Linked DNA regions of Mus musculus: region 2 is linked to region 1. A link is a contact called in ENCODE Hi-C data. All regions are on one chromosome and are shown on one strand. The core of a region is the stretch at or near the end of the contact, and the rest is flanking DNA. Distances in the headings are between cores, read along the strand shown.

Region 1 (6,344 bases), core at 3,532-6,031:
GTATGTTTCAAAAACCCCACCCTGAGGCATCAGACACTGCTCTTAATAAACTAGCGCACAGATTTATTAAAAACTATGTCTGCATCTAATGTATTTCTCCAAGGTCTTAAACACATTACAGACCTTAACTAATTAAGTTAATTCCTTCAGTTTGATCACTATTTGAGTGACTTCCAAGTGCAAAGTAGTCCGCCGTGCCAGCTGCCATAGGGGTTTCTGAGACAAGCAAGACAGCCCTGCCTTCCCAGAGCTTGGTCAGTGGCTTGAATTCAGGCTGGGAAAGCTGCACTCCTTCCCAAGTGTAAGGCACAGCACAACTTACGACCAAGGAAATACAGTCTTCCAGTGACACATTTGTAGGAAAGTCAGGGCTTGTATTAGTACCTGGCAACTGCAGACACTGCTATGCTGCGTCTCCATGTTTATCCTATCCCAGTTTACCCCCAAACACCCCCATCATAATTGCATAACCGCAGCATGTTACGTTGTTTCTTACTGCAACTGTAACTTATAAAATTAAACTTCAGAGCTGAGACAGTCAGGCTAAATGACTGCATACATTAAAAATATGTATGCGTATAATTTACACACCACTTCAGATAGGCTCTTGAATTATGAGCCCTAAAAGTCAAAACTGTCACTGTTTTTTTAAATGCAGTTTTACTATTGCAGTTCTTCTTGCACAAAAGGCGTGTGCGTGTGTGTGTGTGTGTGTGTGTATATGTGTGTGTGTGTGTGTGTGTGCGCGTACTGTCTGTTGCAATCTGCTTTTCAGAATTTATCAAGAACCTATCTAAATACGATTTACTCCCCCCACACTATGGAGTGAAGCTCAAAGCACCATGACATAGCTTAAAATAAATGTACTTACTAAAAACATATTAGTAACATAAAATTATTTCTACTTGGGTCAGTGACGTGGCTCATCAGATAAGGGTGCCAGCTACCAAGACTGACAACCTGAGTCTGACCCCCAGGACCCACAAGGTGAAGGAAGAAAACTCCTGCAAGGTGCCCTCTGCCCTCTGCATACATATGTACATGTGTTCCAGTACACACGAATATACTATAAATTAAAAGCAAAGGAGGATCAGAGACGCCCTGAACACTCACCATGAACACTGTGTGGGGTCTTCATACCTGTATCATCTCTCATAGCCCTCCATGCACGGTGGGGTGCAGCCTATCCTATAATCATTTCCAAAATAGTATTTTTGAAGTGCTGTGCTTTTTCATGAAACCGAGTCTAGCCCCTCCATTATCAGAGTGAGTCCTTACTTACGAGATGTTGGGGTCGCTTTACACAGTCAATACGATCCTGAAGAGTTAGAGGCAAATCAACTTTTACATAAAAACCACTTTCACATTAAATTGCATTGTAAGAGCAAATGTGCCAAGTCTCTCCTCTGGCTGACAATGGGCAGGGTGCTGCTCAGAAGGCTTGCTGAAAGACCCCCGTTCATTCCCATGCACAGCCTCAAACCCAAAACTCTGCTGAGTTTAGGTTTCAAGAGTTTAGCCATGAGGAGAGGTGGAATTAAACAGTTTAAACCACTACCCACAGCCTGAGACATCAGCCACACAGCAGGAGGAAAATTACATTCCTGACACACAAAGCGATGCCACGCCCCCTTTAGACTCAATTCTAACAACCCAAAGGAGAAAGCAAGGCATTGTATTATAAGATAGCATGAGCTGGGCATTAACCCACAGTCTTCTGTCAGTGTCCAGCCAGAATTACCAAAGGCTCCCCTTTGAGCCATCTTCAAAGTAGTACCTGAAGAAAACTTTGAAGGATAGGAAATCCCCCTTACCTTTTTATTTAAACATGCCTGTCACTAAAGGTGTTTACATGGCTATTGACACACTTAGGTTCCTCCGTATAAACGTCTCCTGCATTCTTTGGACTTAAGGGAAGCACAGGGGCACAGCTTTTGACAACTTCTCTGATAAGGAATATGCAGTAGAAGTGGCCACACAAGAGCCGAGAGCAAGCCATTTTTCAGATACAACGTTGAGCAGAGCTTGCTCAATGCCAACCCAACACAATACTAAAAAATGCCTCCAGCCTGGACATGGTACAAGGTGTGAACCATCTTCATCCTCAGTACCACATGTCAATCAGTCACACAGCACCCCTGAATGGGGATGCTCTTCATCGCATCTGTGACTCCTTGAGACATTTAAGTCTCTCCTTTTGAGAGAGAGAGAACACAAGAGCCTCAGGTGTTATCCTCAAAAACTTTGTCCACCTCCTTTAAGATAGGATCTCATTAAAACAGTTTGTACAGTGCCCTATCACTGTCCAAGAGATCCATACAAAATGATTAAGGGAGGTAGGCTGGGGAAGAGGTAACAAGAAAACAAAATTGTCAGTTTTTTTTTTTTTCAACTTGGAGTGGAAACTTTTAACCCTGAAAAAGGAAGAAGCTAAGAAGAAGCTGGGATCCTTCTAGAATGAACTTCTCCCTGCTGAAGGATGTGGATTCTCTCTACCAACCACACAGTCAGTGGAGGGAGGGCAAGTGGGGTCTATGTTCCAAATTTGATGGGGTGTAAAGAGAGTTTATATTCCAAGTGAGCTGCAAGCTAAAGGCCAGAGGCACCTCAGCCCTCTTGAGACATCCTCCCATCTAAGGGGTCCAGAGCACTTGTGTTTCTGTGCTTGAAACCTAGCTCGCACAGTACCACCCACTAGAACGCTGAGCGCCTGATCTCGGAAGTACTAGTGCCAGCATTTAATGGCTTTAAATGTGCCGGGCTGTTCCATCCCAGGGACCCTTCCTACTTGTTAAGTAGGGGGACAAAAACAGATGATGGAGTCCAGATGAATTTCCAAATCCCATCAATTGGATTGCTAAAAACACTGCACATACTCAGTTAACCATATAACTCTGCTCCATAAGTACAAAGGTGGGGGTGGGGGTGTAGAAACCCCCAAACTCTGCATCTTGGACTTAACAGACCCTTCTTAAATATCACCTAATCTTCCTTCCCCCCCCCCCATCGGAACTGAAGTAGTCCAGGCCCACCCATGTTTGCTTCCTCCTGGTACATCCCAGTTCCACCAAACTCAAAGGTTATTCTCATTAGGTAGAATGTGAACAGCATCGCCTTGAATTGGAAGGTGTTTCTTATAACCGTTTGTGTAATGAGCTTGTCAGCTCCTCACACGTCTAAAAGAGAAATTAAAAAAAAAAAAAAGTTCAGGGGATCTGTGGCCAAGCGGCCCCCTCCCAATGTCTGAGTCAGAGGAGCTTCACAGAGGAGCTTCACTGAGGTTCTGGTTGGTCAGGGTGTATCACTTTCAGAGCTGCAGAGCAACTGAACTTATGGCTGTCTTCCAGCCACACAGAGCATAAGCTCTATTTTAAAACACTCTTCCGAACTCACAGGCGATGAAGGTATCTCCTAGGTTGTCAGCTTCCGACTGGAAACAAATCACTTCCCTCTCAAACTGTGCTTGCTCCCTCAAGATTACTGCGTGTTTGGGTGTGTATATTTTTATCTTGGGCCAAGCAACTCCACAGGCAAAGATAGGCACCCCCCAAATGTTATCAACATGCCTGAGCCATTCAGAGCCTTCGCAAGAGGAATGAATGGGCGATGAAAGCTCTTCGGCCTAAGGACTTCTCCCACACACACATGACAGAGGGGTATAAAAAATATCTCTCTCTGGAGGGAGGGGGCAGGGCGGATGATAGGGAAGGACATTAAGCAGCAAAGGCAGCCCAGCCGCCGCGGCACTTCTCGAACTGCCTGCAGAGGTGGAAAGGAATCTGCTCATGTAATACAACCAAGCACCCTCCGGCTGCCGCGCAAGGGCACGAATAATAAATACACCCAGGAAGACAAGCAGATGTACAGAAAACAAGCCACCCCAAAAAGGTCAAAACTTCAGAAATCTCGGGGATCATATCCCCCACACAAACGCATCCATCAGTGGGAACGAGGGAAGGGACTTGGAGACTTAGCCAAAGATTCTAAATTTGGGTGTCTTTTTTTTTCCTTCCCAGCTCCTGCTTGCAAAGTAACAGTGGCTACAGGCAAAGCTAGAGAAGAGCAGGAAGGCTGAGGGCGGCGCGGGGTGCGGGTGGGAAGGGAGGGGTGTCTCACACCAGCCACCCAGGCCTCGATGTGACGAAAGTCGTCAGCAGCCCTAACCGCATCCCAACCCCTCCACCCTGCAAGCAGACGCCCCCCTCCAACTCCCCCAGCCTGGCTCCGGTCCCTTGCAGCGAGCAGCCCCAGCAGCCCCGCAGCGGCAGCCCCAGCCAGAGAAGAGCGCCGGCAGCACCGGGATCGCGGCTCCCATCCCTTCGGCAGACACCCCGCAGGCCTCCCTCCTCGCCCACCCGGGATGCCCAGCGCGCCGGAGGTGGCCCCCGCTTACCTTGGGCGCTCGCGGGGGGGGGCTGAAGGTGGCAAGCCCCCCGCCCCCCGCCCCTGGCCTCCTCGCCTCTTCTCTTCCTCCCTCCTCCACGTCCTCCTCTTCCTCCTCCCTACAGTGTGGCCGGGGCTCCCCCTCCTCCCCGCCGCCTGGAGTAAAAGCCGAAAACCCCGGAGCCGGGCCCGCGTGCGTGCGTGCGGGAAGGCGGCGCGCGGCCAGCTCTCTCCAGTCACTGAGCGCGGCGCGCGGCTCGCGGCAACTAAAGTGTGAAAGAAGCGGTGGCCGCGGCGGCCGCGCCACGGAACGGCCCCCCGGGAGTGGGCAGGGAGCGAGCGGGAGCTGGCAGACTCGGAGCGAGGAGGGAGGGGACCTCCGCGCCCAGGCGCTCACTCGAGGGGCGGGGGCAGCCAGACACTCCCCCGCCGCCCGTCCCCTCCCCTGCCCGGCTCCCGCGCGCGGCCCGCTCTCCTCCCCCGGGGCGGGGCCTGCGGAGGCCGCCGGGCGCGGCGCTCGGGGAAGAGGGGCTGGGCAGCCAGGGCTGCGGGGAGGGAGAAGGGTGGGCTCGCTTGTGTCTGTCTGTCGGCCTGTGTGTGCGTGCGTGCGTGCGTGTGTGTGCTGTAGGGAAAAGAGGAGCGAGCTTAGTGTGTGCATGCACACGCGTGCTGCAGGGAGGGCGAGTTGTGTGTGTGCGTGTGTGTGTGTGTGTGTGTGTGTGTGTGTGGTGTGTGCTCTGCAGGAAGGGCGGACTGTGGGTCTGTGTGGCGGGTGTGTGTGGTGTGTGTGTGTGTGATTTCGCGCGCACCCGTGCAAACTGGAGGACAGACCCAGATAGGAAGGCTGTATCCTGCCTGGCCTTCCAGGGACCTGTCACTTGGTTGATGGTGTGGGTGCCGACAGAGGCTTCACTAGGATTGAGGCAGGAACCGGGAGAGGAGAAGTCTGTCAGGCAGATCGACAGCTCTGGGACGCACAGAGGGGTTGTGGCTGCTTGGAGCTAACTCGGGAAGGCTGCACAGCCTCGCCCTACCCCTCCCTGGCCGCCGGGAAGAGCCAGCCGCAGCCAAGGCCGGGAGACCCACCTCTGAGCGTCTCCACCTTGTCTCCCAGCTGCAGCGCCTGCAAGATGAAAGAAGGAAGACGCTTCTGCGACTTAGAAAAAGCTGAAACCTGCCGAGGAAAGATGCGGATGCCCTGCTCTGCTTTCCCCACCCTCCCAAGCCTCTGTGGACAGAAGGGGCGAGGCCGCGCCAGCTGAGAGATTGATAAAGGACCTAAAAAGATCGTCCCTGGCCAGAGGGCCAGTTCTTTGTGGACCCCCACAGGGCAACCAGTTTCCTTCACTTTAGGAAGGCATATTTTTTTCCTCATCCCAGGCATACTGGGCCTTTCGTGTGCACACTGAATTGATCTTTCTACACTGATAGCCTTTGCGGCTCTTTTGTGCCTCTTCTGCGCGCTTCACTGCTCCTTCATTGCCTTAGACTCCTGAGGAATGCCAGGCCCCCAGAGCGAGGACACCCATGGAAACAATGGTGGTAAAAGATCCTCCCCAGACCTCACCGATTACACACACACACAGCAGAATCACTTCCCACATTCAGCCAGGATGAAGTTGGAAGACAGAAAAAGACACAGCTGTGACAGTAATATGACACTTAATTGAAAAGCAAATTCATAAGTTGGCTTAATGAAATAAGCTAAAAACCCACCCATTAAGTGTCTGGAAAGTTGGCCTCTTCATTTTTAAATTCAATTCTTTTTGTTGCTGTTGTTGGTTTTTGTTTTGTTTTGTTTGTTTTCGAGACAGGGTTTCTCTGTATAACCCTGGCTGTCCTGGAACTCACTCTGGAGACCAGGTTGGCCTCAAACTCAGAAATCCCCCTGCCTCTGCCTCCCAGTCCTGGGATTAAAGGCGTGCACCACCACCCCAGGTCTTAAATTCTTTTCCCTCTCT
Region 2 (6,393 bases), core at 1,369-3,868, 91 kb before region 1:
GAATATTCTTCATAGATGCAATGTGAGGTGAAATGATCCCTATTTTGTGTGTCATTTTAAATTTTCATTTAGTTCTAGATGCAGTTCTCTATGACAGCCACAGGCACCGTCAGCATCTTGTTTCCTCATTGTCAATGCACTGCTTCACAAATAAATATCTTTCTGGAAACATCCTTAGTCCATATATAGGAAGAGCTGGGAAATCACAGGGAAAATACACACAGACACACACACACACTTACACACAGACACACACACTCTCACACACACACTCTCTCTCACACATACACACTTACACACACTCTCACACACTCACACACATACATACACTCACACACACTCACACTCTCTCACACACACACAATCTCTCTCACACACACACACACACTCACTCATACACACACACACATACATACACTCACACACACACACACACACACACTCACACATTAATTTATGTCTGGCAATATGGCTTGGATTTGGAGTCCTCTAAAGGTTTACACATTGAAGGCCTGGTTCAGAGATGAAACATGCGGCAGGCCATGATGACTTTGACCTCATCAGTGGACACAATGTTTTGTTTTGTTTTGTTTTAATTCATAATTCAATCGAACTACTGAGAGGTGGGGAAACTTCAGCACGAGGTCTAGTTTGAGGAAGAGGTCCGCTGGTCCTTCCTCATTTTCTCTTTGCTTCCTTGCCCGATGAATGAGCCTTCTCTGCCACTTTACTTCTACTGCCATGACTTCTATTTGACCTCAGGCCCAACGAACTGGAGCCAGCCAGCACAGGCTGAAACCGTGAACCAAAATAAGGCCCTACCCCCTGAAGTTGTTTACTGGGGTATGTGGTCACAGCAATAAAAAACACACAACAAATACAGCATTAAGCTGTACGGTGGGAAAATTTTAAAAGCATACTTAGATGGAAATATGCCTATTGTTGTGGGTTGGCCTGAGGCTGCTTGTATTCTAATGCTAAACCTGGCTCCTCAAGAGGTAGTTGCCCCCTACAAGCAGATCATCAGGTGTTCAACTGATGCCATGTGAGCCTTCTCCCCATTTTAACTGTCAGATAAAGGCTAAAACCTGTGATTAGGGCAGTGGAGGGCAAAGGTGGGACTGGAGGCTTGAGAGGGAGTTGCAAGAAGGGAGAGAGAAGGGGAGCGAGGAAGAAGGCTGGTGGAAGAGGAAGTCGCCATGAACCAGAATTGCATGATCAGGAGAAACAGCAAGTGATAAGGGGCCTTATGGCAGGGGAATAAGAAAGTATAGCCCAAGACCTGCCCAATCTAGGCGTAGGGCTTATAATTAAAATATCTGGATTGTGTGTCTTTTATACAGGCTTAATAGGATTATAAACCCCAGCAACATCTTATCATATTTATTATTTCTAAGTCATAACCTTTACCTTTCTTGTTTAACAGACACACACACACACACACCTTACATAGACAGAAGTTCTGATTAGGCCAAGACAGAAGAGAATGACCATAGTAACACAAATAATTCAGGCTCATGAATCAATTGTTCAAGTCTGTTGAATGTGACAACCCTAAGAAAATGATAATGATTTTCTCAAGTTAAATCGCAAAGGACCGATCAACAACTTTGAGAAGTCACAGCTGCATACATAAGCACGCATGTCTTCAGGCTGCCAACAGGATGGTGGAGATTAACAGTTGGCACCCTTTCACTGCTTATCATGTGTCCCCAAGTAGTACAGAAAAGCTTAACATACAAGAATGCGTCGAAGGCCCAACAACTCCGTGCAAAGTCCTGGTATCGCCCATACTGCACAGACAGAACCTAAGCCAATGAGAAGCTCACGAGTCTGACAAGTCTATGTATCTGTGTGTGAGGAGCTCAGCCAGGCTTTGAAGCCAGTTTGCCAGATTTCATAGCTGTGTGGTTAACATGATTGTACTTCAACTCCACCAAAAATAACCCTAATTACCACAGTAGAATCTCCAGACATCCTCACTTAACAGCCAAGGCTGAGTTAAAGCAGGCAGTTAGCAATTACTTCCCCAAAGCTCCTAAGCACAGGCTAGTTTAGATTCAACGTCCCCCAACCCCAACAGATACGTTTATTCCTGAAGGGGAGCGCCCTCAGGCAAGCTACCCTCCTCATTATATAAACAGTCCCACTTCTTTAGCTATGTGACCAGGATAGGCCTTAGCTTCAGCCTCCTCCTCTCAAACAGAGGTAATAGTATTAACAACCGCATGTGGAAAAGACTTAGGAACTGTAATCAAGAGTCCAGTAGTATGTTTTTAACGCCATGGAATAATTCAGTAGAGAAAGCAGCAGCCATGCTCAAGCCCCAGGGTGGATCTCTACACAGGAACATCAGAGACGAAATGAGGCCAATCTGCCAGGTGGGTGAAGCAACATGGAGACTGCCAGGAGATGCCCATGAAACATCCGTTGTTACACAGCCAGGATTCCGGGAAGAAGTCACAGTTTCAAATTCTCTGATGTCATTTTGGAAGGAAACACTGAGAACTGCTTAAGGTGAAGAGACGCTCCCAGTCCCACTCCTGTTGATGAGTCACTTCTGGAGAACTCCCCCCCAGCACCAGCCAGCCTTGCCTGCAGCTCGGGTTCCCTGGGCCTCACCGGAGGATGCCAGATGCACCAGCAGCTTCACTGTGGCCTTCCACCAGGCCGAGCTCACTTCCCTTTAGCCAGCTACAGAAACACAAGGCTTCTGGAGGGGAAGCTGAGTGACTAAAGGAATCTGCTGGGACCCCTTGGGAATCCTGAGGGCTCTGAGGTAATCCTGTAATGGTAACCCTGTCACAGGTTCTGCCAGATCAAAGGCTCTTTCCTGTTGGAGTCAGGCTGCCTGTAACACTGAATGGTATATGACCCTATCTTTCACTTACGTCCATATCCAACAGCAAGGGAACAGGCTCTCAGTGCTCGCTGACAGTGAGGAAAAATTAGCATTTGGGAATATTTCCCGGGAGTGAATATATGTGTGCATGTGTATGTATACATACATATGTATGTACATATATATATACACACACATACACATTTGTATCCCAAAATTTACATATATACACACACATTTATATATAAACATAAATAAAAACAAGCTCATACGTGTGTGTATATATGTATACATACACACATATAAACAAAAATTTACACATATATAAATGTATATATATTTATATATGAACTATATATGAGTATATACATATGGACGCTGAGCTAAACAGTGTGTGTGTGTGTGTGTGTGTGTGTATGTGTGTGTGTTATTACCTGATAGTGGAGTCCGGTACACTAGAGTCCCTCTCTCAGGCTGCTTTGAAGATGAAGTAAGGGATGTGTGACGTGCTTAATATGGCGTACAACACATTGTAGAAACAACTGCCATTGGCTACTTGGTATGAAACAGGCAGTTTTTAGAAAACACTGAATTAATTCAGGATCTCCAAGGTCTCCAGAAGCAACTTCCCTCAGGCAGTAGAGTTTTGATTCTCAAAGGCTTTAAGTAACAAAGCAGGCTGTACTTTTATTACGAAAGCAGTAGTTAAAACTCTTGGCCCGCACGTCAGAGTTCTGTAATTTATGAAGTCTGTGTGGGCTTCTAGCCATGCAAAGCCTACTGAGCCCTTATTTGAAGCATCAAGATATCTTCCAAGACTACACTAGGATATGCTCTTCCCATCTTGAGTTAAGGCTTTTTGTTTTGTTTTTCAGTTTCTTACTGGTAAACAGAAATTATACAAGGCAATAGATTTTACTGAGGCATTTCCATGCATATGTCTAAAAAGTAATTTAGTCATACCATTTTCCTTTATCTTTTTCAGTCTCTTTATCTACTTTAGTCTTTTTTTTACTTTTAAGTCTCTTTCCCCAAAACTCTGCATATGAGAGAAAACAGACAAACCTGTCTGTGTGTAAATGGCTTATTTTATCAACACAAAGATCTCAAGTTCCATTCATTTTTCTGCACACAACCTCATTTTGTTCTTTCTAACTAAATAAAACCCACTGCCTGTGCAGACCACCTTTACTTTATTCAGTCACCCTCTTAAGGGTGCCCTGGCTGACTCCATAGCATGGTCTTACACTCAGAGATCTGACTCTCCCTTTTGAATGCTGGAATTAAAGGCATGTGCCACCATGCCTGGCCTGGCGTCTTAGCATTCCTAGTGGCTACATTAAAAAACAGCAGGTGCATGTAATTTTAATAATACAATTTACCTAATCTGATAGATCCAAATTATCACTTGAATATATGATCAATAGTGATTAATGAGCTAATTTTTTTGGTTATTTTCCATATTAGCTCTTCATTTAGTGCAAAATGTAAAAAGCATCTCAGACTGGGCCACATCATCCATGCTTCAGAGTCACGTGTGGCTAATGGCTGTGGTCCCACACAGAGTCACATTATCCTCTCTGTAATTATCCTATGAGCAAAGTGTCCTTAATGAATCTTCACTTTGTGCAATCAAAATTATGAGGGATACACAGTGAATTATTACTTTGCCTCCCACTGCTCCGCAATTCTAAGTACATTGGGAACATTTTATCATTTAATCTTCAACGTGGCCCTGATAAATTGGTCCCTACAACATTTAAACAGGCAGCAATGTATGTCATGTTCCAAGTTATGAACCATCAAGGGTGAGAATATAACTAAGTCCACATGAAGGAGAGCAGCTAGGTTTCTGGTTGCTGGCCGGCTGCTTGATCTTACAATGCCATCCAAAAGACTTTTACTACAATGATCTATGCACCTCTGTTTAAAGGGCTGCTGTAAACATCGGGTGCTCCTGAAACCAAACTCAGCAGCAGTCAGAGCCGGTTTAGTTATAAAATGAGGATGGAACGGTCAGTGTTTAACTTGATCCCTGGGCATTCCTCCTTCATCCTGCACTTAGCCCTATGGAAACCTGGTCCCTCTAAAGACCATGCATTTCCTACCCACAGCTGGCTAACCAGCTTATAAGAGAGATCACACCTATCAACAAATACATGATTTATTTAAAAAACAAACAAACAAAAAACCCACAGAACAACTAAAACTGGGATGAGAAGAAAGAGAAGATTCAGAGACCTTAGAAATGGCTCGTGCATGCGTGTGCGCGCGTGTGTGCGTGGTGCGTGCATGCAACAGTCTACCTTGGATAAAGTATTTGAAAAGATGAAGGCAGTAGAAACGGCACAGGGCAGCCTGGCCTTCCTCACATGGATGAGAGCAGCTGTTTGAAAAGTCTGGCAACTCTGTGAAGAGTGAACCGCAGCAGAGGCTCAACCCCGTTTCGGACAGTAGAGTGCTGTTGTGTGTGTGGTCCTCGCCAGTGCGCTTCGCTTGCTGGCGATGCCAGGACACCAGCCAACCCATAAGCACTCGGATGCTGTGTGACAGTCAGTAGCTCTCATTTCCTTGGAGCTCTCTACCTCTCTTTGAAAATTGCTCCCAAGAGATCCACCAAAGAGAGAAATACTGCATCACTGTATTGCCCTAACACTGCGTTGCCACACTAAGTTGGAGGTAATTACTGTACAGTAACAGAGCGCCGACCTGGTCGGTGGGTGACAAAAGATATTAAATGGATAATGACAAGCCAGATACTTAACTTGCACTATCAGTGGTAATATTGGCATAGGAGATCTTCTCCTTGCAAACTAGTTCAAGTAGAGATATATAAGCAGGACATAGCTTGTTATATTTAAACTGCAGCATTCAGTAACATGGTGGGTCCAGCATTTTCTTCAATACTGAGTTCTGGGATTTCTACTGCCAGACCTTAGTAAAGCTAGAAAAAGAATCTCTCATGACTGGTGAAGTTTCTCCCACCCTTATATTCCTGCTTTATTTAACATTATGCTACAAACTTGTAAATATGTAAATGAAACTAACCAGATAATAAATAGTGGGGTAAATAAAACTTCAATGAGTACTAGGGAGGTTAAAAAAACAACAGCAGCAACAAACCTCAGCTGATTCTTTAATTGTACTTCCTAGATTTGGACTACACAGACGCACAGAGCTAGCAGGGACTAGGTAGACCTGGAATAGTCCAATTCCCCAGATTCTAGCTGCTCCCTGCACGCACATCCTTGCTACGAATACAATATGGTCAGCATGCACTTTAATCCCTCTTGAGTTTGGGCCTTTTACACCTGCTTTAGCTAGTGAGCTGTGGCGCACAGGTAACTATCCTTAGGAACCACCCATATGTGCGATTCACGGTCTTGCTCTTCTTAGCAAGGATATTTTGCCCTCAGTGGCTTCTGGTGTATAGGACCGGGAGGGTGAGAGATGAGTTACATGACACCCAGATGACCCAGAAATAAAACAAGCTCTAGCTGTTGCAAACCACTGAGACCAAGAGTCTACCCAGCAACCTCTGAAGAGCTGAA

The links. A loop is a pair of places that touch in the nucleus more often than their neighbours do.
Region 2: a map of left cerebral cortex shows a loop between it and region 1 (5-fold over the local background). The contact joins the enhancer-like site here to the promoter of 1700025G04Rik in region 1. A Hi-C loop is called at or near these places in 7 of 37 maps with a recorded cell type or tissue (T-helper 17 cell, heart and left cerebral cortex).

What each region holds. Positions count from the first base shown.
Region 1 is chr1:152,085,539-152,091,882 of GRCm38, forward strand. 1700025G04Rik (RIKEN cDNA 1700025G04 gene) reads right to left here and starts at 4,782. Exons shown (of 6, transcript NM_197990.3): 1 at 4,394-4,782.
Region 2 is chr1:151,997,119-152,003,511 of GRCm38, forward strand. All of the region lies in intron 2 of 1700025G04Rik (RIKEN cDNA 1700025G04 gene), which reads right to left. Among named protein-coding and RNA genes, the nearest start is that of 1700025G04Rik, 90 kb to the right of the region's middle. Within about 2 kb of position 2,619, at least 2 of the 3 ENCODE cell types and tissues checked have a DNase peak (open chromatin) inside an H3K27ac peak, as active enhancers do; they include left cerebral cortex, where a contact is called at or near this core.